2 separate regions of the Mus musculus genome follow, and region 1 is linked to region 2. Evidence: chromatin loops called from intact Hi-C (ENCODE). Cell type or tissue: heart. All regions are shown on one strand. Each heading gives the region's core, and the rest is flanking DNA. Links, peaks and the distances in the headings are about the cores only.

Region 1 (12,907 bases), core at 2,025-10,024, 860 kb before region 2:
ATGCTTTCCTGTTTATCCATTTTGCTAGATGATGAAACAAAATGATAGTAAGGTGTTGTCCAAACAAAGCAGCAGAAGATGTAGCACACACGGTTGCTCAGTGCAAGCACCTCACAGCCCCAAATATCTGAACTCAAATTCGGAATGTCTTAAATAACCAAAGAAGAACACATGGTTATTCTTTGTATATATATATATATATATATATATATATATATATATATATATATATATATATATATATATATATATCTCATTTTAAAACGTCGGGTGTGACAATTTGTTTGGAGACCCTGTTTGAGAGGAGTTTCAGATAAAAGGTCATATATAAAAATTGTCTACTGTTGCGCCAGCTAGTGCTGAACAATTTCATTCAAATCCTGAGTATGTGCCCTGCTGTTACTTCCTTTGGCAGTTGACCGTTGAAATCAGATTTTTACTTGGTTTTTAAAGTATAAGCTAAACAAGCAATAAAAAAGGGGAATGGGGCGTGCTAGTATTTCAATTTGCTCTCTTGTTGCTCTACTTCTGTGCCTCTGTGCATTATTAATATTTGGATGCATGCAGTGCTAGCATGGAACTTTGGTCTTCACAATTACTGCAGTTTTTCCAGAAAACACTCACACCAATAAATGTAACAGAACATTCCATTTGTTAATGGGCATATGTGCATAAGCAGTGTAGAAAATAGGCTCATGTTAGAAACTGGCTACATCCTTCATAACTAAAAGTGTGGTTATATGAATGGACACTGTCAATGTTCATAGCTTAAACCTGGGTACCTGGTCAAAATGCTTAGGAAACATTAAAATTGAGCTAAATTGTCTCAAGTCCTTTTATTCATATAATAAAGATTGAAGGGATGGGGGGAAGGCTGACATTTTCTGGTTTTGTTTGTGAAATTGCTGGACACAACCTTGACAGTATCCTTTAATGTAATGAGGTCAATTGTATTGTTAACCATCTTTTTATGTATAATAGTGAAAAATTTACAGTAAGTTGGTGTTTACAACCTATAATCAGGTAAAATCTGTATGTGACCTGTTTATAAGTTGTACTGAGTTAGTTTTTGTGAACTGTGGAAGAGTAAGCCATGAGAGCGATTTAACCAGCTTTAAAGGACATAAGTTGTGCTTTTTAAGCACGGTGGATCAAAGGAAAACCCACTAAGACAGGACTTCAGCAGCCATTTGAGTATGGACAAGTCAGCATAAATAAAGAATGAGAAGGCAGCAGCAGCAAGAGCTTCAACAACAGAGAAGTGGAGGCATAAGATACTATGATGCTAGTGAGCAACTTCCCAAAAGCTAGTTAAAGCTGCTTATTGCAACTGAAATGTCGAAGAAAGTAGCAGGAAGGAGCTTCGCCTTTTGGAACATCAATGAGCTAGTTGCCACAGGCGCTAGGTCTAGCATTTAGACCTGCAAGGAAGGGCAATAAGCATTAGGTAAGGCTTGAATTTGAATTTTTTCACTAATTAAATGAGTGCTTTTTTTGTAAAGCAAGGTAAGAGTAATCTTTTTGATTTGCAGGTGAATGAGAACCCTACCTGCCTAACGAGGAATGTCTTTCCCACACCTTAAATACGAAGGTTTCTGGCTGGGTAAGGTTTGTAGCTCACAGTAAAAACCGATGACACTGTTGGTTTCCCACAAGTCAATGTCACAGTTGAGACACCCCTCAAGCTCAGTTTTGTTTTGGTGCCCATTGAGCAAATTCTAAGACATAGGCAGTTACATTCTGCAAAGCCATGGGTGTTTGTCATAAGCTAGATGTGCCTCTTCATGTGTACAACTCAATGTTCTAAGGTAAAGTCATCCTTCAATAAGGGAAAGTCATGTTGGCTTTTCAAAAGTAAGTTTTTCATGTATGACTTTAATAAGCTGTTCCCACCCTAAGAAGAACTAGGAACTTTCACAGTTGTCAGAATAATTGTCTTCCTTAAAGCTCTATAGCGTGTAAGTTTACTCTTGTGTGGACCAGTAGGGATAGTCAAGTGTTTAGTCTTCTCCCCTAACCCATCACAAACAGGGTCTCACTGTTGTCCTAGCCTGGAACTCAATCCACCAGCCTTCTGTGTCTCCCAAGTGCTGGAGTTAAAAGGGTGGTGCCTGTATGATAACTCAAGTTCCTTTTAAAAAAAACATCCAAAGAACAGTTGGGTTACTATTCACATAATGTTGCTGGTTGTTCATAAGGGCTATTTCTGCTGCCCTGAAAGGGCTTATTTGAAAATTGCTTAATTCAGGTTACTTCTTAATAGAACATTTTCAGGGGACAAATCTGCAAAATGTTTCCCACACAGGGAACATCCCTGCATCAACAAGTTTGCTTGGCATTTAAGTCAGGACAAAGTTCACAGAAATCATAGTTACCAATGAGGTAGCAATCGTTCAATGGTGGTTAACAGATTGGAGAAAATACATTTGCTTAGGAGGCATTTACAGTCCATTTCCTTTCTGAAATAAAGTTATTTTACTAATATGGTTCCACTGTCATTTCTGCAAAAACACTTTACAATGGTAGAAGGGTAAGCATAAAACAAAAGAGGCTGCCTCTGGTTTTGTTGGACCTGTGGGATGCTGCTCCCAGTTTACATGTCTGAAAGGTGTGTTCACATTCGTGTATAAATTAGGGGACACATGGTAAGAAAAAGTCCATCTAGTAGGGGACTACAGAGAAATGGGCTCGGTTTTTAAGGGTTCTGTTAATGTCACAATTTGAAACGCTCCTGACAATAGTTCAGTAATTGGCATGGTAGCAAGCATGCAGATGTGCAAGGTGCTGTGAGGATTGGTAGCCTGAGTATTCAGTTTTAAACTTAACATGTCTTCTAATCTTTATGACAGCAGAGGTGGTCTGTAATTCAATTGTTTTCATTTGTAGCATAATGAAATGTTACAGAAAGATGACCTTTTCATTAAAATATTTTTAGAAAAAAAAAAAAAAAAAAAAAAGAAGCTCTGAACTTCGGAGCCTCTGCACACTTGTCATGTCAGGGTAAGTTCCTGTCTCTGGGCCTTTGCATGTTCTCTTCTCTTTTCTAGGGGTGATTTGCTCTGATACCTGAATGTCTAAACCTCTCATTTCTGTGTGTTCTTTACTCAAAAATCACATTCTCTGTGTCGGAAACCCTCCAGGCTCATATCATTTTGGATTTCCTTTCCTTGAATATTTTCCCTAGCACAAAATACATGTAGCATTGTGCATTTTTTACTCATCATCATTATTATTTGTATAGATTCCAAGTTACAGTAGGACAGAGATTTTTGCCAGTTCTGTTTGCAACCCTGTACATAGTGCTTAGCATGAAGTAGGAGACCAATACATGTTTAAGGAATACCTAAATAGATAGCAGCTTTCAATAAACACAGCAGAAATGAGCCATGGTGTATAGGCATTGGATCTGAGCCTAGAACTAATGTCAAGGGAGATGAATGGGTTTCCCCCAACATACGTTTTTGAAAAGGCACTAGCAAAATTAGCTCGTATTTACCCAGATCTTTTAAGTTTATAAAAAGTCAACCAGTAGTTCACTGGCATTAGCAAGCTTATATGTAAATGTCCTCATCGAACATTTCCAATCCGCTTCTGCACATCAGAGGGCTTTCGACTCCTTACCTGCCAGAACAGTGATTATGCTTCAAAGACATCTGCTCAGCTCCTCATTGCTGGCTCCTCCTGTGGTGTATACAATCGCGTGCATTGGTACATATTTGTTTACATGGTATGGCATATGGTACTGGTCAGTTCTGGCCATAGACATGTTCTGAAGACTTTTGGTAGCACTAGGCCTTACTATGTGGTTTTTGCCATTGAAAATTAGATTTCTTTTCTAAGAACTGCGTGCTGAACACTCTGACAGGAGGAGTTTTGAACAAAGATGTTCAGATTCTCATCCTGCTGCAAAACTGTGCATTCCAAAGAGACTTAGCTAAGCACTACAGTACTGCCTCTCAAGAAAAGCAAGCTCAGATTTGGATAAATTTGGGGGAACTTGATGCTTGGGATAAAATTGGGAAAATGTCGGGTCTTATGGTAGAATTTATGAAAATACAAAGTAATATGAGTTTCAATATGCTTGAGTATAAGTATTTTCTGGGAAGTGTTACTTTTGCAAAGTTTTTCATTTTGTTTTCAAGTGAAGGAGAGAACCTACGAGCAACACAAATACTCTTATAAAAGGGCAGAGCTTTGCTTCTAGGGCAACAAGACTATTTGATAATTCTGATTATTGATTATCAATCAAATCTCTCCAGCTTTAAACAGAGTTATGGGTTTTGTTAAATAAAAGAGGAACCTGGACTTCCTTGTAAGGCGAGTCTTTATTTGAAAGGGTTATATAAGAGGGGAGGCAGATATTGCAATAGAGAAGATGCTGTGATCGCAGGACTAGGAGGGGTCTCAAGAACTGGAGAGAAGGTATTTCTAAGAGAAGTGAACCAGATACCAAAGCACTGGCTTGGGGATGTGGGATGCAGGAGAGGTGCCTAGGGTAGTAGTGGCAGTAGAGCTGAGCCCGAGTGTGAGTGACAGTCATTTTGTTTGATCAACAGGAAACAGAGATTGAGTTAATCAGCTACCAAGCAAAGACTGGCAATGGAGAGGGTCTGCATGCAGCCTTGCTGGAGCGGAAGTAAACAAGGAACAAAGGTCCTGACAGAAAGTGGCTCCTTACTGCAAGCCCAGGTACAGACCACAGAAAATAACAGGGAGGCTACTTTAATCCTTGTGTCTCCCAAGGCAGAGCTCAGGTAAGATTTGCTCACTTCAAAACCTAGGATGGATTTGGAAACACACCCTGGCCTTTTCATTTACAAAGGGATTAAAATAACAATTTGATGATATTATGGCATTTGAAATTGCTCTTCAGGATTTGTGTGTGTGTGTGTTAATGTAAATTGTTAAAAAACCAAACAGGAACATGGAAGGGAGTCTTTGGAGATAGCACAGTCAGAGATGCTGTTGGCTGCTGGTTTGTATGGTAGCTGACATGCAGGGGCACTACAAACTTAGGAAGGGCAGGAGAAAATCAATCTCTGTACGTTAATCAACAGAAATTAATATTCAGATAGTCTTTCGTAAAAGCAAGCACCCAGTTCACCTTAAGCTATTTGCTTTCCAAAAAAAACCCCGACTATTTACTGAACTTTGAAAAATTTCCTCCAAGTGAAGAACAAAGATAAGACAAGGAAGTTAACAGATACTCAAAGAATTAAGACAAAGCATCAGGTGTTTCATTTTTATATTGTGCTAAAACTAAAAGGACCAGAGAACATGTTCATGATGAATTTAGGTTTTGTTTTGTTTTGATTTGGAAACAAGTAACATTGAAGAGAGTGGCATAGAGAGAGTTGTTGGTTTGATTTCCTCTTTTAGCTGTGTATTTATATTAAAGTCTGATTCCCCTTAAAATATCTTCCCAAATGAAACCATACAATTTTATTAAAATTTCTGAAACTTTTAAATACATCAAAACCAAATAAAAGTGGACTAGGGAGGGGGAACCTTTGGAAGTGTGTGGGCAAATTCATTCCTGAGGGAACATTCCCTGAGGAAAAATAGAAACAATTTGGTCACCCAAATGTTCCTAATGTCACCTTCCTCTTCTCTTAAAGATAAGCCGATGAGACTTAAAAGAGTCAGTGTAGTCATTTTATCTTCTCTACACCAGAAACTCACGACTTATGAAGGAATAAATACTAAGTCACCAATGTTGGCGAAAAGTTGGGTACAGGGTGGAAGTGGTGCTTCTACATCTTTAGCAGGCGAGCTAGAAAACCTGAGGAAAACATGAAGTTCTTAGAAAGTTAACCGGAGAAATTTTTCCTTTGGGCGACCTCAGTGTTCAGGGAAACAATGGCCGTTGTTGGTGGCGCCAGGCTGCCAAGCATCCTGCCTTTCTTTTTCTCTTTTCCCTTTCTGCAGAGTATTGGGGTAAGGATCCTGTTCCCAGCCTCAGCTGCACAACTCAGGTCTTCCCAGGGCACGGGGCAAAGAACGGTTTCCATTGCTATTTCATCGCCAGACAGTAGATGGCGCTGGCTTTCTGTCAAAAGACTCTTCCTGCGCGGTCTCGTGCTGAACCACCTCCGACTTAGGTGCGTTTGCTTTTTATTTGTTTGTAATCACATGTTATAGGCAGCAATTTCACAGACTTATGTAAAATACCCAAACAGAGCTTCCCCAGTTTGGGTAGTTCTGTTGCAGAGGCTTCTTCTTTTTTTTCTTTTTCTCTTTCTGATTTTGATGCCATTGGCTGGGAAAGCTATTTCCCTGTCTTAAAGATTTTCCTTAAATTATGCCATCCTCTGTGAGGCATCGAGAAAGATGCTGCCTTCTGGAAAGGGATTGTAAAGAAAATGCATAAATGACAAATATCTTGTAGCTAAACTTTGGTAGTTTTTTTCAAAGAAACTTTTAAAATTGTATAACCCATTTGATTTTTATGCCTTTAAGTATCTCAATTTCCCTTTAAGCCAGAAGATATCCTTTAATCTTAAAAAAGTGAGCTAAGAATTGGCTTTCTGGAGACAGTTTGCCGTACTCTCTAATACTGTCCCAATAACCCAAAGGGACCATTATACAGCAGACATACACATTTCCATAACAAACAGAACGTATTGCCATCAGAAATGTTTGCCTGCCTTATGTAAAAATGTCAGAGGCAGGGGATGTGGAGATGGCTCAGTCAATCAAGTGCTTGCCGTACCAGCAGGTATGGCAGGAAGGTAGGTTTGATTCCCAGATCCCACGAAGAGGTGGTAAGTGCTGAGGTGTGCATCTGTGATCTCCACTTGGGAGGCAGACACTGGAGGGTAGCTCGGGCTCTCTGGCCTGACAGTCTAGTCAGACAGATAAGCTTCAAGTCCAGTGAGAGATTTGTTTCAAAAATTAAGGTGAAAAGGCAGCAAGATGGTTCAGTGGGTGAAGCACTTGCCACGCACACTTGACAGTCTAAGTTTGTTTTCCAGGTTCCCATGTAAAGGTGGAAAGAGAGAACAACTTCACTATGTTCTTTGACCTCACACACGTGCCATAGCACATGTCCTCCCCCCACCACGGGAATGACTGAGGAAAACATCTGACATTAACTTCTGACTTTCACACTCACATTCATACCCACATGTGCATACACACTTATAGACACAAACACACCATGCACACATACAGTATTACATACACATAAACAAAAATTTTCAATGATGCCCTTCTTGGGAAGTGTTTTTAAGAATTTTCATGAAAACAAATTATGGAGAATTTGAAGAAAAATTATCACTCATAAATACAGATTGTTTTTGCGGCTCCAGTGACTTATGTTTTCCAAATACAATTGCATTTATTTCACTAAATGTAGATTTTAAAATACAAGCTCTCTTTTGTAGAATGGAACAAGGATGGTATTTGACCAAATGTTATTTAAAGCCAACCCCCTAAAGGTATAATTTGGCACAAAGAGAGCTTCATTTATGGTTTCTAAATTCATAATTTACCTCGAAATCATGAATCATACAAGCTTTTCTAAGAAAAGTCTTCTATTTGAAAAACAATCAGCTAATTCTTGGTGCTGTTTTTAAAGAGAATAACCTACATGTATTTGACATATGAGTTAAGTTAAATTTTAATGAGTAATTAGAATTAAAAACACTTAATGGTTGCTGATACAGTTTCTGACCTGGTGGTCTTGAAGAAGGTATAACCTCTGGTGGCATTCACAGCAGGGAGTCAGTCCATGTCTCCATCTCATTCTCCAATTACCTGAATGTCACGGCGCCAGAGCACAGATCCCTCTGACCTGGTGATGGATCTGCGGAGCTGTCAATCCCAGATTTATTGCTTCATTTGGGAATGAACCGTTGCAGATCTTTCACGCCTGGCAGAGGCTGTTCATCGGAGGTAAAATAGAGGCCTACACCTCAAACACCTGTAAGTATGAGGTTGTTCAAGTTCTTTTTATTCTGAATAAGGTTCAAACTTCAAAATGACAACACTAATTTATGTATTTTATCCTAACACTGTATTTTGCTGTCAGGCAACAACCATAGACTTCAAACTTACTGTAGTGAGAAATCGTGTTCATGAGCCAGAATACACAAAGCAGCAGCTACAGTATCCTGCAGCACGTTAGAAGGAGCATCACAAACACACTACCAAATTATTAATTTTGTAGAAGGAAGGCTTTGCAGCAAGTCTTCCTGCAGAACCAGTACAGTACTGCATGCCTTGAACATTGCCCCAACAAGCACACACGGCTGTTGCTCTGTATGTCCAAGACATCGTGACTCTTGCTAATCCATGCTTCAACTGTTTTGTAACTCAGACCTCCATAAGGAAGAACTCAGAACAATTCCTTGGAGCCAGATTCTGTTTTTTTTTTTTTTTTTTTCTACCAAGGAACAAGGCAGAGAAATGCAGTGTTTTACATAATGTTTTCCACTTCTTCTGCTCCTCCTTCTCCATGCTGCTCATAAGCAATCATTCTTAGACAGAGTGGCTTGGCTCAGATGCTCTGTCTCCATTCCCAACCTTCCAGACATATACTATCACCCTTTCTCTAAAATCTCTTCATCTCTGTGTTTTCCATAAAAGTGGTCATTCGAACTCTGTCCTTTCTATTTTTAAGCTATAGATACTAAATTCCTCTTCTAACATGTTTTCTTTTCTATCACTAAAATAAATGCTATGTTTTTTCCATGGAAAAACCTCTCTCTCTCTCTCTCTCTCTCTCTTTCTCTCTCTCTCTCTCTCTTTCTCCATCCATCATCATCTGCCTGTCCATCATCTGTCCATCCATCCATCTGTGTCTGTCTGACTGTCTATGAATGGATGATATAAGCATAGAAGGGTGGCTATGCTATGTGAGTAAGGAGCCAGCGTATGATGGAAGGCAGGCAGAGGAGGACGGACTAGGGCAACAAATATGACAAATGTACTATGTGCATAAACATGCCCAAGTGAGATCTGTGTAGGTGGAAAGTCAGAAAAGTGTTCCCGAGTGTAGGAGCCTGAGCTAGATCCCTAGCATTCATGGAAAGTGTGGTGACATGTGACATGTGCGTGTAACCCCAGAGCTGAGGGGGAGACAGGGGGATCCCAGGGTCTGGAGGGGTGCTGCTGAGAAGCCAGGGGAGCCGAATCAGTAAGTTCTGGATTCAGTGAGAGAGCCTGCCACAAGGAAGAGGTGAAGAGCAGGCAGGAAAGACTTCTGATAGTGACTCGTGGTCTCCTCCACAGGCGCACACTCGTGTATGCACTCACACACAAGACATGTGCATACAGAAAAAAAGTGACATAATGAAACATTCTTTTGCATGCTAACTAAAATGTGAACTAAAGCATTATAAAATAAACAGTAGCAGCAACTACAAAACCCAAGCCAAACTGACTAAATAACAAAAAATGCTCTCTTATATTAGATGTGACAGATCAACTCCAGTCTATCTACAGGTCAGTTTAGCATTGGCTTGTCCAGAACAACAGATTTCAGACCCTATTGGCACAAAGAGTAAATGGATGCTGTTCACAGGTTTTAGAAGCGCAGCCCCAGCCAGGGTGATGCCTATCACAGAGTAGCTTTACTGAGCAGATACCTCTTTGCTCTCCCTGCCTCTTCCCATGGTCATTCAGCTGATTTACTTCTCTTCAAACCATCCTCACCACAGACTCACCTCCAAACTCAATACGTCCTCTGCTTCAATGGCAGATCCCAAATGTCTGTCTTCTCAAAGCAACCACTTGGCCATTTCTCTGTTAGAAACTGTCAGTTCACCTCCTTACCTTCTGAGTACTTTCAGTACTGACCCCTCTGATACACATCCTGTGGCTTTCCTCATGTTCTTGCCTTGACCTCATGGGACCAAATGCTGTGTCTCCAAGAGTTTCAAACTCCCTCAGGTTGAGGAAGGCATTGGTCATCTCGTACCAATCACCTCCCATGTTTGTACTGTCGCCCTTGATGTATTTGGCATCAATCCAGGTTTGAGATCATCGCTACACGCATGAGACTACAGCCCGTGTTCAATTGGCTACTTCCTTCTGTACAGAGAAAGATGTATTTGATTTGAGCATTGCTTCCTCTTCTTGCCTTTTCTTTACTGATGTTGTAATTTATGTGTCAGGAGATGCACTTGTATAAGTGTACACACCAATGCCATTCAGTGTATCTAGTGAGCTGTGTAATGTTTCCTAAAATCTAGATTTAGAATATTTCTTCTCTTCCCCAAAGCATACTTGCACCCGTTTTAATTACTTTTCTATTGGCTGACAGTTAACACATCAACGTTTTAAAGCAGCAAATGCCTTAGAACATCTTCATCCAATATTAGGACTATTTAATTTTCTCTCTCTCTCTCTCTCTCTCTCTCTCTCTCTCTCTCTCTCTCTCTCTCTCCCTTCCCCCTCCCCCCCATGAGGACTATTTAATTTTTTTGAAATGCGGTTTTGTTATGTAGCTAAGGCTGGCCTCAAACTCTTGATTTCCTTGCCTCTAACGGGATTATGGGGGTATGTCATCATACCCAGCCAATAGCATGACTCCTGATGTTGTAGATTGTTGTGTCAACCAATTTTTGATGGATATTTTAATCCCTTATAAATTTCCTCAGAACTCATTAATAGCTAAAGCTACCTTAAAAATTTAATGGTAAAGCTTCTTTATAGAACAATGTTTGTTTCTCATGTAATTGCAGACCCTATGTTTTTGTTGTTGACAAGAAACTTTTCAGTAGGACAAGAACTTCTGTCATCATGAATGACCAAACAGATAACTCCATTCAGTATTTATCACCCTACTAAAACAATACTTTGATGAAAGACATTTGCCATTTAATGCAAGATTCTCAAATATTTTTGTGGCTATTTTCTTACATCTTTGTGGACTGATTTATGAATTGGTAGGAAGGGAACAAAGCACTTGGAATGAGCATCACCTCCGTGTCTGGCTATGGGGCTATCTCCAAGATGCAGTTTCCTTTATCATATGAAACATTTTATTGCTCAGGTGACCCTGGTTTGGCAACTAAAGGACAAGGATTTGTAGATGGCAAACCAGGAAGGCCATGCTTCTCAGCACACTAGACAAGCCTGCCGCCTCCTGCACTCTGCTCAGCCCCGACTCACTTCTTATCAGGCTTCCCACACATTTGATGTTCTAATGACACTGCCTGACTGGATTATTCTCCCCAAGCTGTTTGGTTTTCTTTCAGTGCATAATTTTTCTTTGCGTGCATAGTTTTGACAATTTATTTTCCCCTCGCAAGGCTTAGGTATCTTTCTCAGAAAGCTTTTCCTTGAGCGCTGCTTAGCTGAAGGGTGCTTCCCCTTTTGTGCTCCTGTATGAGTACACACACACACACACACACACACACACACACACACCTTTACTACTATTGCTCTCCCTATAAAGTTACCAGCATTCAGTCCCTAGGGGTCCACTCTCTTCATTTACTTCCAACGTGCCAGCCTCGTTAATGAATTTGGGTGGACACTATCCTTTGGTGAAAATGCATTGAGAGTAGTGATAATGCCTGGATCATCTCTGAATTCTCAGAGTCTTGTAGATAGGATATTTTAAAATAAATTTATCTTTTATTTTATATGCATGAATATTTAACCTGCACATATATACCTGTACTACATGCATACATGGTTCCTGCAGAAGTCAGAAGAGTCCATCAGATCTTCTAAAAATGGAGTTGCAGATGAAGTGCGCCATCGTGCGGTTGCTGGGAATCAAACTCTTAGCTGCAGAATCTTCTCTCTAGTCCTTGTAGCAGATGTTTTCTACGGGGTTTCTGATATCCTCAGCTGAACTTGGCTGAATCAGTGTCATTCCTTGGTTTCTTGAATAATATCTGGATTTTTCTTTGTCTCTTTGTGTGTATTTCTGCTAAACTTTTGATCCTCTCATCTCAATTTTATCACTCTCAATGATAATCAATGCCTTTCTAGCCCTATTAGACTGAGTTCCCACTATAGTGGGAATGATTTAAATGTCTATAATACTGAGTTCCTCTTATAGCAGGGATGATAGCACATGATGTCAGCTGATTGCAAATGGCTGCCTATTGCAAATGGCTGTTTTGGTTGTATTTTGAAGTGATTTTTTGGGGGGAAAATTGACCATGAAGTGAATAAGTAATGAACAGAGGACTTCAACTGGTAAATGGTCGAGATCAACTCACTATTTGGTTCAACAAGTGGTGAATATTTTACTGAATTCAGAGTCTGATGAGGGAGAATTTAATAAGGATTACCTTTCTCTTTATGATTCAATTGTCAATTACATTGATGAAGCATTGAGTGAAAGTGAAAGTGGTGATTCTAAAAGTGAATGACAGAGTGTTGGAAGAGGGGCGGGCTCATACCCCTCAACCAAGTGGTTGGAGAGATGCTGGTGTGTTTGATGAGGGTTGGGCTAGGAACTTTGTGGCACCAAATGTGGATCTAAGCTTCAGTGGGGATGATAAAGGACCAGTAAACATTCCAGGTCGTATCATTGAAGAAAGCAGGAGCATGTATTTTCTCTCCCTGTTTATTAGGGACATCTTCTGGCAGAATATGACAGAAAAGACAAATTTACATGCCCATCAAATGCATGCAGAAAAGCCACTACTATTATTCCAAGAACATCATGGATGCTTCTGTTGATGAAATGGAAGCTTTTACTGGGCTCAGGATATACACGGCATACTTGTACCAAGGTCAAGTGAAGGAGCTGGCTTCCTTGCATGTGCTTCATGAGCAGGATGTGGACATTGATAAAACAGACACAAACACGGAATGTTGGTGTTAGAAGCTAGGTGGGCCTGTTTTCTACAATCTCTTTAAGTTTCATCTAAATCTAACCACTGTTACACATATTATGAACAGTTTTCTAAAGTATCAACATTTTTCAAAATTTGGCTCA
Region 2 (12,907 bases), core at 1,916-9,915:
AAGACAGAGAGCAGACCTGGTCACGAGCTGGTACGGGGTTTAAGTACATTCCTGCTCCGTTGTTCACAGTCTGGCTCTAATTCTGAGGCACATCTCCCCTGTGTTTACTTTATTAACTTACACATGACTAACTCCTTTGTTTAATATGGAAATAAAGAAAACTGAGGTTTCTGGAGGATGCTACTTATAGAAAGAGACATTTATTTTCTGCGTTTGCTTTTTAGTCTCCTACATAGCCACTCTTCAAGCAGTATCTCTGTACTTGCGTTGCCTGTATGTTTTAAAAGGTAGATAATACACACCGCTCACAGTGGACCTTGTTTCTGTGTCAAGTTTAGGGTTGGAGATGTGACACAGGTCTTAATTCATATATTGATAATAATTAATTAAATGAAGAAGTTCAAAAAAGTGTGTTATTCATAGATGGGTAATATAAAAGTAGCCTAAATTTTGGAAAAATGATTACAACAGCCTATTTCAAAGTTTAATACAATGTCAGAAAATATTAGGGTGCTATGGTATAAAATAAAGAATTGAGATGTTTTAATAAAACTTAAACAGAATCTTAATGTATGTTAGGATGAAATAAGCCACTAACCAAACAAGAAGAAAGCATTAAAGATTAATTCAGAATATTTTTCAGATGGCTGCTGGTGCTGCGGATTGTTAGCATCTACAATCTTCATTGATCTCTACAGAATCTGTACATGACTTAAAATCTTACTATGTTCCAAAGCTTGGAGCAAAAGGAAATACAAACACTGAAAGTATGAAACTATAAATATCATAAAGAAAACAGCTAAAGAAGGAATTGTATTTCATCTTGATGTGAACTGAAATGGACGTGGATATACCCTGGAGTCGGTTATTAATTCAGACAGAGGAGGCCACCATCAACTGATCTTTACAACTGATCTTTGAAGGGTAAATAGAAATTCAGCAGACCAAAATGTTCATTGATTTTAGGCAATTTTTTTTTCCATTTTTTATTAGGTATTTAACTCATTTACATTTCCAATGCTATACCAAAAGTCCCCCATATCCACCCACCCCCACTCCCCTGCCCACCCACTCCCCCTTTTTGGCCCTGGTATTCCCCTGTACTGGGGCATATAAAGTTTGCAAGTCCAATGGGCCTCTCTTTCCAGTGATGGCCGACTAGGCCATCTTTTGATACATATGCAGCTAGAGACAAGAGCTCCGGGGTACTGGTTAGCTCATAATGTTGTTCCACCTATAGGGTTGCAGATCGATTTTAGGCAATTTTTAACATTCATTTTGGGGATATTGTTTCAAGTTGTAAAATAATCAGGCTGTTGCTTTAATTTAGTTTCCATTGTTTCTATTTATTGATTCTGACTACCATTACTTCAGCAGGATTTTTCCTGCTTGTTTGAAAGCAGTAGATAGGTTCCACACACAATCTGAAGAAAAGTAACTTAAAAATTAAGCAATAAAATCAAAACAGGCGGAGTCACCCCCCCCCCCACCCCCGGTCTGATGTGTCTGAATGCTACCCTCACTAATCGATTTCGGTTAGAACTTTCAGGATAGCAAGGTGAAAGTGTTACCTTGCACGCTCTGCATTAGAGAATGGTGAAATCACATGTTCTCAGCATATCCTCCAACTCGGTGAGTGACTGGCTTAAACTTGTTCATGTTCCTGGTTGGCTTTCAGGATGTCGTGTACTGCATATATATGCACTGGGCACTAATGTTCTGATACTGGTAAATACAATTTATTTGATAATAACCGTGGCATTAAATAGACTAACAAGGGACTATAGATTAACAGAACATAATAAAATCTATTCTGAAGGTTTAACCACCTCCATACTAATGTCTTGATGGACATGAGGCCACATAGCTGTGATTTAACTCTCTGAAAAATGGGTATAAGCTTCCTAAAGGAGGAGGCTGCGTCTCTCATTGCCTTCATTGTCAACCTCTTTGTACCTAGTAAAATCAATACCAGCCGCACTGAAGACTTGTTTACCGCCTATCATATTTCAGATTCAGAACTTCCCAGAGAACCGTCACACTCTTCTGACTGGCAAGAAAGATGGGAAACATCAGTCAGTGAGACTGCTCAGTGGTTAGAAGCCCTTGCTGTCATAGGTTGTCCTGAGCTCTGGCCCCAGCCCCACTGAGTAGAAGGAGAGAACCAACCCCCACAAATTGTACTCTGGTCTCTTTGACCTCCACTCATGTGCGCCCCATGTATATACACTTCTCACACACACACACACACACACACACACACACACACACACACACACATTTTAAGTCACAAAGATAGAAACCACATCCTCCAAGTTGTGTCAAGTCAGCTGAGTTTGTATGTATAAAAAGATCATTTAGTATACAATTATTATACTTAGAAAATACTAAACAAAATTCCAAATATAAAGTCAGTAAAATCAAACCTCTTTACTTCCAATATGCACAGATAAAGGAATGTGGGCTGGGCACTGGGTGTTTCCTTTCTCTGTAACTGTTGGTTGGTTACACTTTATTGGGCTGGGAAGGTAAATGGACCTGTTTTACTTAACAAAGCCAGCTAGTTGTTTTATGGAAATTGTCCTTCCGCTTCTAACTCATCTGAATGTCAATGTCAAACTAACAGCTGCACCACTGGGATGAGAAGGGAAAACTCCTGGTCAGAAGAAGCCCTCTTTCCATTAAGGCGTGCCCTTCATGCTTCGCATTAGCTGCTGTCAACTCAGCTTCTTTCTTCCCGAGAACGGCCAGCTGATGGATGCATGCGGACCGCATAGCGCTGCGCAGGAACTTGCTTCCTTTTCCAATCCCTTGCAAGACCTGTGTATGGAAAATGACTTTTGGTAATATTTCCAGGCACCTTTAATTTACACACGAATTGTCAGTTATTTCATTTTGAGCGTCATGGGAGTTTTGATGCTGTGTACGTGTCTGCATATATCTGAGGCAGCAGTTTAATCTTTCGGAGCTTTGATTTGTTCACAGACAGGAGCGTGAAGCTAACTTCGGTTTTACTTGGCTAAAGTGTTTCATTGACAAGAATGAACAAATGCCATATAGATCTAGACTTCAGCTACACTTTAAAGGTAGGAGTAGACATTAAATAAATCAGTTCATACCTTAGCACAGTTTTTTATGCATTTTCTTCAGATTTATTTCCTACTGTGAATATTTATTACTTAGAATGAAATATTTAAAAAGAGTCAAAAGTCACTCTCTTGAAATTAATTGCCTTTTACACTAATAGTAACAGTCCTGTGGTTCCCATAATCTTCAGAATCATAATCAAGTTCCAGACAGAGCTTCAGATAACACAATCTTAATAGAATTGAAAGCGAGAAAAAATACTAATTGTATTGACCAGTATATTCAGAATGCACCTGAAAATTCTGTTCTGTCCTCTTAAATAGCAAAGTTAATGTATAATTTCAAGATGCTATCAAGTTACCAAGAAAGTATTTTCCCTCTTGAAATTTGCTAGGATAAATTATCTTCATATTTGAATTATACTCAATTCAAAAAGAAAGCCAAATAAGGAAACTAATCCACGCAGTCGAGCAAGGCCCACGATGGCCCTGAGTCATCTTAGCACAGGGAGAGCATCATAAAGTCCATACTGCACTGTGATCTGTGAACATTAAATAAGAATCAGTGTAACAATACTTGTAGCATCTGAAACATATTACTGTGGGCGGGGATATTAGCTGGATACATAGCAAGTATCAAAAGCTCACCTTCCCTTGACCTGTGCTCTGTCCACACCCATGAGTGAGCATATCTTCCCTACTCATAGGTGTACATACATCTCTTTCTGTTTATATCTCTGTCTCTCTCTCTCTGTCTGTCTGTCTGTCTCTCTCTCTCTCTCTCTCACACACACACACACACACACACACACAAAGAGAGACAGAGATAGAGATGGACAGAGAGAGAGAGAGAGGGAGAACGCAAACCATTCAATTAGGTTAATTGCTTCTAGTTTTTAATAGAAAACATTTCCAACAACTAAGATATGTCCCACCTGTAACATGTTGCCTTATACTCTTGTTAGATAGACAAAGTGTCTCTTTGTCCCATTGTCTTATCCATTCCTTCTAGACAGTAGAATTGGAGAGACATTGCTTTTGTGCAATCTTTCTTCTCTGGCGCAGATTTCCCTGGAGTGACTTAGTTATTTCTTCCCTAGGAATAAAAATGTCTCCTCATCCAAGAGAGAAGACTGTATAAAGGTCCACACATTTCCCCATTTGTGGAACTTTAGCCAAGAACTATCTGTCTCACTTTTAACAAGCAGCACCCACTAGGCAGAACCACGAGGACAAAGCTCTAGATACATTGATAAAATATGGTCTCTTTACTCTACTTTATAAGCAATTTTCTTCATTAATAAGTCAGTTTCAGTAGTTTCAGATAATATAACTTACTTGAAATTAAGGAAAATGAAAATATTATTAAATCTTTGCAAAATCATGGTTTCCTGATAAGAATAAAATAGAAAAGCATAGCATAATTAAAAATTCCTCAGTCCATGTTGTTTAGTATTATAAATAATAAAAAAGATATTTAAGGAAATTAAATACTAAGCTATAAATAGTAGTTTAATTTATTAAAATTGATCCAATCTACATATAATGCAGGATACAATTTACAGACAAAATGGTTAACCCTCTGTCATTAAGAATAGCCAGTGCATTTTAAAACATTATTCTAAAGGCAGTGGCCTTTTTTCTTCTTCTTCTAATTGAGCTGCTTAAGATGAATACAAATGCTAAATTACAGTTGGGACTCAAGTGCACTCAGTCATGTTGCAATTCCTTTGACTTACAGTTTGAGACTGCTTGCCCTCCCCTCTTTGCTAATAGGGTTAAAATGAAGTTACAATGGCACCTATCCGCATAACCAAATTAGAGCAGCTCACATAGGCAGACTCACACACAAATGCACTTATGTAACAAATATATCCCTCAACAGGAAGATGACAGCCATTCAGATAAAATGCTTTTATTATTTACTTTCAACAGGTTTCTATAGCAGTGCCATGACTATTGTTGAATCATTTCAATAATCTTGTTATAGAGCTGGTAATAAAAGAAAAGACACTTTAGTAGAAAGAAATGACCTGCCTTCTGACATCTTTCCAGGCTTCAGTGACAGTGATGTGTAGATTACCTTTCTGTTCAAACAAACAAGACCATTGCTCGACCTTTTAAATCCTAGTTTATAACCTCAAAGGGCTGATGTAGACTTGACAAGGAACACCAACAGTCTACCCTGCAATTTCCCCACTACCAGTAGGGGGGGCAGCTGGTGCAGTTTGACAAGTTAAGTGGAAGGAGATGTCCACGGTAGCTTTATAGCTACCAGGAGACATAATGGCCTCTGCACAGTCCATATCTCTTACATATAAACAAGTAGAGATGAACGATGATGCCTGTATACATAAAAGGATTTTGACCTTATTAAATTAACCAGGGATGGACATCTCACAATTTATGTGTGTGCTTTGTTTCTCAAGGTCCAAAGTGTTTGCCACGTTTAAGTATTTTATCCTATGGCGCTAGATGAAAGACAGTTATTTCTTTGACATTTATATCTATTCTTCCAGAAGAAATTTCTGAAAAATTAGCCCATCCTATCATTTACAAATTATGCTGTCTTCTTCCACTCTCCCATGGGACCATTATTGATGAGACAGTCTTGATATCTGATATCATCCTTATTTTCTCTGTAATGGCAATGAGATATTGTTATATTGAAAACTCTGATGTAAAGGACCTGCAAGAATGAAAACCCTGTATTTATTGGGAAGAAAGAAAGGAATAACAGGCTGCCCGGATGGCTCAGCAATTAAGAGCACTTGCTGCTCTTGCAGAGGATACTGGTTCAAGCCCCAGCACCCACACAGTGGGTTCCTGAGAATCAAATGACCTTTTCTGGGTTCTAGTAGCCATCAGCCATGCATGTGATTCACAGACATGCTCATATGCAAAACACCCATACACACATTTTTTTTTAAAGATGAAAGAAAGAAAAAAAGGAAAGAAAGAAAGATTAAAATTATAATTAAAGCAGAAAATGAATTGTGGCTGGCTGAGAAGTAGGCCAGTGGTTGAACATTTGTGTAGCATGAACAAGGCTCTAGATTCTATCCTCAAAATGCTAAACACTAAGTCAGTGGTTTTATGTTCGTATAATGTGTCTACTTCTTGGCTTTATATGAATGTGTGTGTGCACATGTGTATGATGGTGTGGGTATGGAGATCAGATGATGACATCTGAGAGTCAGTTTTCTTCATCATGTGATCCCAATGATCCAGCCCACATCATGACACTTAGAGGGTGGAGTCTTCACCTGCCCAGCTGTCTTGCTGGGCCCGTTCCATCTCTTTTTAATGCTAATCATTGTGCTAACCAACTCAAATTGTATTTCTGATCTTAAGTGGCCACTCGAATTGGTCCTTCAGTGTCCATGTTGTGGTATCTAGTCTCCCCTCTGTACACAGAGAATTGATGCTTGGTAAATTGGCAGGGTCCTCCCAAGACCTGTCCTCCCTGCATCCGTGTCTGCCTAGAGAGTGAATTAACTGAAAATGTCCTTTACCAGTGTTCAGTGTGTTATCCTTAGGTAAGCATGACTTAGAGTGGAAGGGTATATAACAATATAAGTTTCAGGCAGCAGACAGTCCAGTTAAGACTCCAGCAGGTAGCCGGATTCTTATTCTTATATCCTAAGAATGTTTTGCTTTCTATATTATAATATATAATTATAATATGTAATATAACTATAAAATATTTTATAATGAATATTTTGTTTTTAATAAGAGCCATTTCTCTAATTTTCAGATTTTTAGGCACCTTATCAACAAAGTAAGCCCCACAAATGAAATGGGGTCCTGTAGCATGGTTTCAGTCAGAACACTGGATTTAATATAGAGGTCACTGCAGGGTTTCAGAAGCCTGATATTTTTATGCTAACATAAAGACAATAGTATTCTTATGAGTATTAAGAATTACCATCGTCTAAATTACATGGTATTATATAATTGTGTTCTTATTATTATTTCCAAGATTACTATGCCAATATTATATCTTAGAACATCAACACTATTTGTTTCAAATAAATCAATCCTGATAAGTTTTGTTACTTGGAGAACAATGACAAGGGAATTAAGAGTCAGGAAGAACTTCTTTGTTCTGTTAGAACTATGGAGTTACTTCAGTTCTGAGCTATTTCTCATTGGCTTGTAGATTTTTTTTTATGCCTGATTTTCTTGTTTTGTTTTATTTATAGGGAATGACATCATCCCAGAGTACGCTGCTGCTATTTTAGTCCTGGTGGCAATACATGGTAGAGTTGCATTTGGAAGTCAAAAATTAAGTTATGTTTGTTATACCATTCTAAATAATAGCCATTCACATCACGTAAAATAGCATAAGAAGTAGAATTAACCAGAATGGGCACACAGATAGTCTATGCTATAATACTGATAGACATAACCAAGATAGGCCAGCCTCTCTTCCACTCAATAGCAGAGGACTAGCACATTTACAATGCACGACACTGTTTAGAATTATGTTATGTATCAGTGGTCAGCTTAGAATAGAACTATTGTTGCAACCATGTGATCATATGTAATGTAAGTGTTTGACAACAATAATCAATGCATTTAGTATAAAACGAAAATCTGTTATTTGCTTATGCTGGTGACAGCTGTTCACATAATTTACAATAATTAGATTATAGTAAAGTCTGGGCAAAGTGACACTTAACATTTCTTCTTGCTATCCCCTACACCTTGAAGTGAGCACATGATGAAATTGGAAAATGTGTAAGAAGAGCAAGTAGTAATTTTTGAAAGGCTTGGGACATCTGAGTGAGCAACTTGTGGAGAAACACAGGCTTTGAGATGATGATGGGGTTTATGGCAATTTTCTTGGAAGGGACTGTTGTGGATTTACAGTTGAACAGCAAGGGAATTTATCGCATTCATATCCTGATACATCTGCCTTTCTCCAGAGAGATAACACCTTATAAGAACTATAACTACTCTTCTCATTCCCTCAGGGTAAACATAACGGCAGCATTTTGAGCTATTTTCTGAGAAGCTCATATGAACTTGGAGCTCAGAAGAGAAAACATACCTCAAGTGGCCATTCTGTTATGAGGTGGGATGGTTTGTGGAGGGTCAAATCCCCCTAGTCATAAAGCAAGAGATTTATCAAAAGCATTACAAATTGAAGGGTTGTTTTTTTCTTTCTTACAGGAGTGGCTTTTGAGTCTTCCTTGCTCACTAGACTTTCTTGGACCTATTACTAAACAGGCTTTTTTGCCCACACTAAATGTTATCGCTTGATTTTTCAACCTTAACGTGAAGAACCAGCCACTGGAATGAAAACACTGATCTAAGACTTTGTCCTTATGCTCCTTGAGAGCTTTCATTTGATCCTCTTTTGATACAGCCATTCCTTCAACCAGGTATCCTAGTCTCATACTGGAGAAATGGTGGGAGGTGCTCTTGTTGCAACCTAAGACAGGGAAACAGCATGCCGAACAGAAACCACTAATATGTACTCTTTGTTTCTCTTCTCATAAGCTGAATTGTAAAAAGATTAAAAATATTATAACATATATATATATGTATATGTATATATATGTATATATATGTGTATATATATATATATATATATATATATATATATATATATATATATATATATATATATATATATATATTACTTAACAGGCCCCGATCACTGTCTTGAATGTTTCTGTATATTAACTTGTTTAATCCTGACCACAATAATTCACAGTATCAATATTATTACTACAGTGTAGGAGCATTGCTGATATTTTACTCCTTTTAACTAAAATGTTTGTCAATTTTTATATGTATAATTTAAATACCAGCTTTATTTGAGAGAGAGAAATCAGAAGTATGAAGAAATGAGCTTCCTGTAGTCAGGGTTAGCAAGTGCCAAACCACACACTGAAATGCATAGTACTTCTACTCTTTTCTTCCCAGTTAGTCATGGATTCACACTACATCAGCCCATGAACCTTAAATAAGTCCTCCTAATTATAAATTTCTTTTTTTGATCAAGTCCTTGGAGGCAACCATCACCTGTCAGACACATAATTTTTTTTTAACACAAGCAAATTTCACTCTGATTGGAATAATTTATGTGAGAAAGATCCACATGGAATCCTGCAGTGGAGCAGCTTAATCAACTTGACAATCAACAAGCCACGCGGCTACATTTATTGGTTACAATTATTTCAAGTGTTCAGTATGTGGACCACAAATGTAACACTTCAAAAATGTAAGCACACTATAGATTAGTCAAGTTAGAGCATCCCTAATGAGAGAGAGGAAATGGCTTTCAGGTATTTCCACATGTTTATAGCCCAGTATGAAGTATTTCCCTATGTGAGAACTTTGAGCATAAAATTTCTTGTCAGATTTCCTGACTGTATTGGCTGGAGGTAGAGTCTGACTGAGAATTCTGCAGGCAATGTAATTAGCATGGGGGCACTGTGGAATCTTTACAGAACTGCCAATTAGCACTTAAGAAATAATTTGCTTCTGGTACAAAGACAAAGTGACAGACAGTGCACTTGAAAAGCCCTAACTGCATTTGAGAGTCTTGAGGATATTTCTTTTTTTATTACAAATGAAATATTTTCAGGTTCGCAATGCTGGCCATACTAATTTGTATGAATCCAACCCAGTCAATTGCATATCTTTAGGTGGAATTTAATTAATTAAATAACTAATTCTTTTTTTTTTCAAATTATTTTAAAAATCCAATATATTAATGTGTCTTGATTTTCACAATATGTATAAGACAGAGTTTACCCTTTTTTTGGTACGTATCTTAGGGGCTATTTTACTTTGTCCAGGAAGTCCTAAGATTTGAGTCATTCATACTCATAACATCCTGATACTCAGTGCAAGATAGAATATGGAAGTGTGGTCAGTTACTGTCACCTTTGACCTTCGTGTATCATTGGTTCTATTGACTGAAATGTAGAAATAATGAATGGAAGGGCTGCATCATTATTTGATGTTCTCAAGAAAGGAGGTGTTAGGTCTCAAGAAGAGGCCTCTTTGATGATTCCTGCCATGGAGGTAGCTCAGTCTGGCTGTGCTTGTTGGTTTGAAAACAATGCTGATAAAATAGAGTCCTGGACTGGCTTTCACCTTAATGTTTATGACTTTGCTTAGGGATGGCTATATTCATCCAAAGGCCAATTCTGCCATTTGGAAATATATGCTACTTGCTTTTAGAACCGCATGAAAACGAATTCACCCTATCAGAAACCATAGTCAATTCTAAACAAAACAAAACAAAACTAAAGATGAAGACAACAATCGCAAAAACATTTAAGAAATATGTATAATTAATGGAGATGGTCTCTTCACTTCTGATGTATGCCAGCATCATAATCTTCCAGTTAAACCGTCCTTTTTTTTCATAGACATATGTCACTAAAGGCTGATCAGAAGACGGAAGGTTATGACACAGTTAAGGTAACTGATGGGTTTATGATGTCTTTATTTTTTAACGATCTAGTACTACATTCTACTTGAAGGATATTTTTTTCCTCCCAAGAGTCTGTAAGTATTTCCTGATTGCTCTGGTTTATTTCCTTTTATTAAAGCAATCAAGCAAGCGAGCAAGCGAGCAAGCAAACACCACCACTCTTCCTTTAATTCCAAAAAGCATACATCTTAAAATAGCTAATTAGTTAAAGCAAAACAGAAGTATTTATTTAATATATTTCTTGGAATTCCCAAACAATGGCATTGAAATTAGAGTACTGCTTGATCATTAAAGTAAACCTTTGCCTGAGAGAGAAATGGCCCCTCAAAGTTGATTCTATATATGACAACCTAAAAGTTAGACAAAGCAAGCCAATTAGAAATGTGACCAATGATATCTAATGCATGTGTATGTCAAAATACAGGTCAGAACTTCAGAATATTTTTTTCAGCCAATGAATGGCCTATTACAATCTTTATTTGGATGAAATCCAAATGCTTCTCAAATCTACTGCAGTTAATTGTTCAGACAGGAAGGATATAGACATTATACTATTAAAATGTTAATTACGTGATAATTTCTGAAACCAAACCTCTTTGGAGCATGGAATGATATGTAATGATGTACATCCATTATCTATACCTGTGTGGGAAAGGTTAGAACTGAAAGTCAAGGCCAGCCTGGGTATCATAGCAAAATCATGCTTAAATAATAAAATCCTATCACCACCACCACAAACCAAATTCAATAGAAGTCCATAATTACTCTAGTTTATACTAGTAATGATGTATGTTGACTTTTGGCTAATTTCCTTTAAACTCTAGACCTTTCCACATTATACACTGAACCTGTCATTTTCTCATGTCTACTCTGTCACGGATTGATTGATCCTGTGAAACAGACATTATTCCTCAGAGTATAAAGGTGAAGTTGAGAATAGATGCCTAGCATTGGACAAACTTGAGCTTCATCCAGAACTGGACAGAGCTCTGATGTTATTCAGCTCCTATGAACACGCTGAAAAATTCTGGATCAAGAGAAACCTGGGTCTGCACTGTCCAGCTCTGTCTGGTGCTTGTACAAACTGGCATAGAAGGCCTAATGTAGTCAGATACATGAATTTTACTCTAGGGGTTTTTGTTGGTTTGTTTTTTATTACTTGAGTGATCTTTGACAAAGCAATCTCAATGAATTTCAGGAAGTTGAATAAGTAAAAGCTGATGAATTGGAAGTAATTTGAACTTTGATGAATTGTGAGTTTATGTGATATTAGATATATATATAATTAATTAAAATAAACACAGCCATATCCTTTGGTAAACAAATTACCTGTTTAATTCCTTCTATTTTCTCCAAAGCCACATATTTTACCGCTTCTCAAAAATATTGTACAAAGTAGTCACTCATGCTCCTGACAATTTGATACCCACTACATTTACCAAACTATGGCTATCACCCATTTTATATAATATAGACTATAACTCCTTTCCACACCCATTAATCTCTGTAATTAATGGATCATAAACAGTACTCATTTTAATTGTTTCTTTCATCTGTATTACTGATGTAATGACTTCCTTTCTTTTTAAGGCCATGTCAGTGCTTGCCTGGATCCAACTTTACTGTATTCCCGTATGAACTAAGATGCTTTCTGTCCACCTCCGCCTCACTGTTTGAGTCTCGGCTTCTATGCTGTCACATGCCCAAGCCACTGCCGGACAGATTCATGAGTTCATTGAGCACATTAGTATCCCACGGCCACTGCAATAAATTACCACAATCTGGTTAGCTGAAAACAAAGCAATGAATTCATTCCCTGTTCTGGAGGACAGTGGCCTAAGATCAAGGGACTGACAGCCCTCCCCTCCCTGGGGGCTATGGAAGGATTGCTATCTTGCTTCTTCTAGTTTCTGGTGGCTGCTGCATCCCTGATGCTCCTTAGTTGGTGGTTGTTCCATTTCCATCTGTGCCTCTCGATTATATTATGTCCTTTTACAGCACGTCTGTCTTTTGCTTCTCATATGCATGGGGTTGCATTGTAGTGCTCACAGAATAATGTGGTGCAAGTCCTTTCTCAAGCTTTTAAACTCAATTACTTCATATACCATGATTGTGTCATCTAGAATATATGCTAGAGGATTCTGATGCACATTCTGCAGCACTAACATTCTTGCAATGGTAACCAGTTTTTTAGAATTTGTGAAAAAAAAAAAAATCCCAAGCCTACAGTATCATTGTATGTAGTATGAATTTTTAATATTCCTATGTGGCCAAATATAATACATGCCACATATTCTCTCTCTCTCTCTCTCTCTCTTTCCCTCTCTCTCTCCCTCCCTCTTTCCCTCTTTCCCTCCCTCCC

What was found. A loop is a pair of places that touch in the nucleus more often than their neighbours do. Peaks named below come from ENCODE experiments on the same cell type or tissue, not always from the same donor. Only the 100,000 strongest peaks of a DNase experiment are listed, where the experiment ranks them.
Region 1: a loop joins it to region 2, with 3.0 times the contacts of the local background. A loop is called at or near these places in 4 of 42 quality-filtered maps.

What each region holds. Positions count from the first base shown.
Region 1 is chr4:12,235,087-12,247,993 of GRCm38, forward strand. It overlaps the pseudogene Gm11847. Among named protein-coding and RNA genes, the nearest start is that of Gm46846, 68 kb to the left of the region's middle. In heart, for the core only: a CTCF peak has its summit at 6,026 (motif pointing right); no DNase peak of the experiment used is centred there; H3K4me3 peaks cover 320 bases.
Region 2 is chr4:13,093,765-13,106,671 of GRCm38, forward strand. Gm11820 (a long non-coding RNA gene) reads left to right here. Exons shown (of 9, transcript XR_390410.3): 2 at 644-924; 3 at 1,541-1,632; 4 at 2,627-2,843; 5 at 2,986-3,086; 6 at 7,292-8,166; 7 at 8,265-8,476; 8 at 10,481-10,532. Among named protein-coding and RNA genes, the nearest start is that of Gm46847, 8.6 kb to the right of the region's middle. In heart, for the core only: CTCF peaks have their summits at 5,286 (motif pointing right) and 7,335; no DNase peak of the experiment used is centred there; H3K27ac peaks cover 505 bases.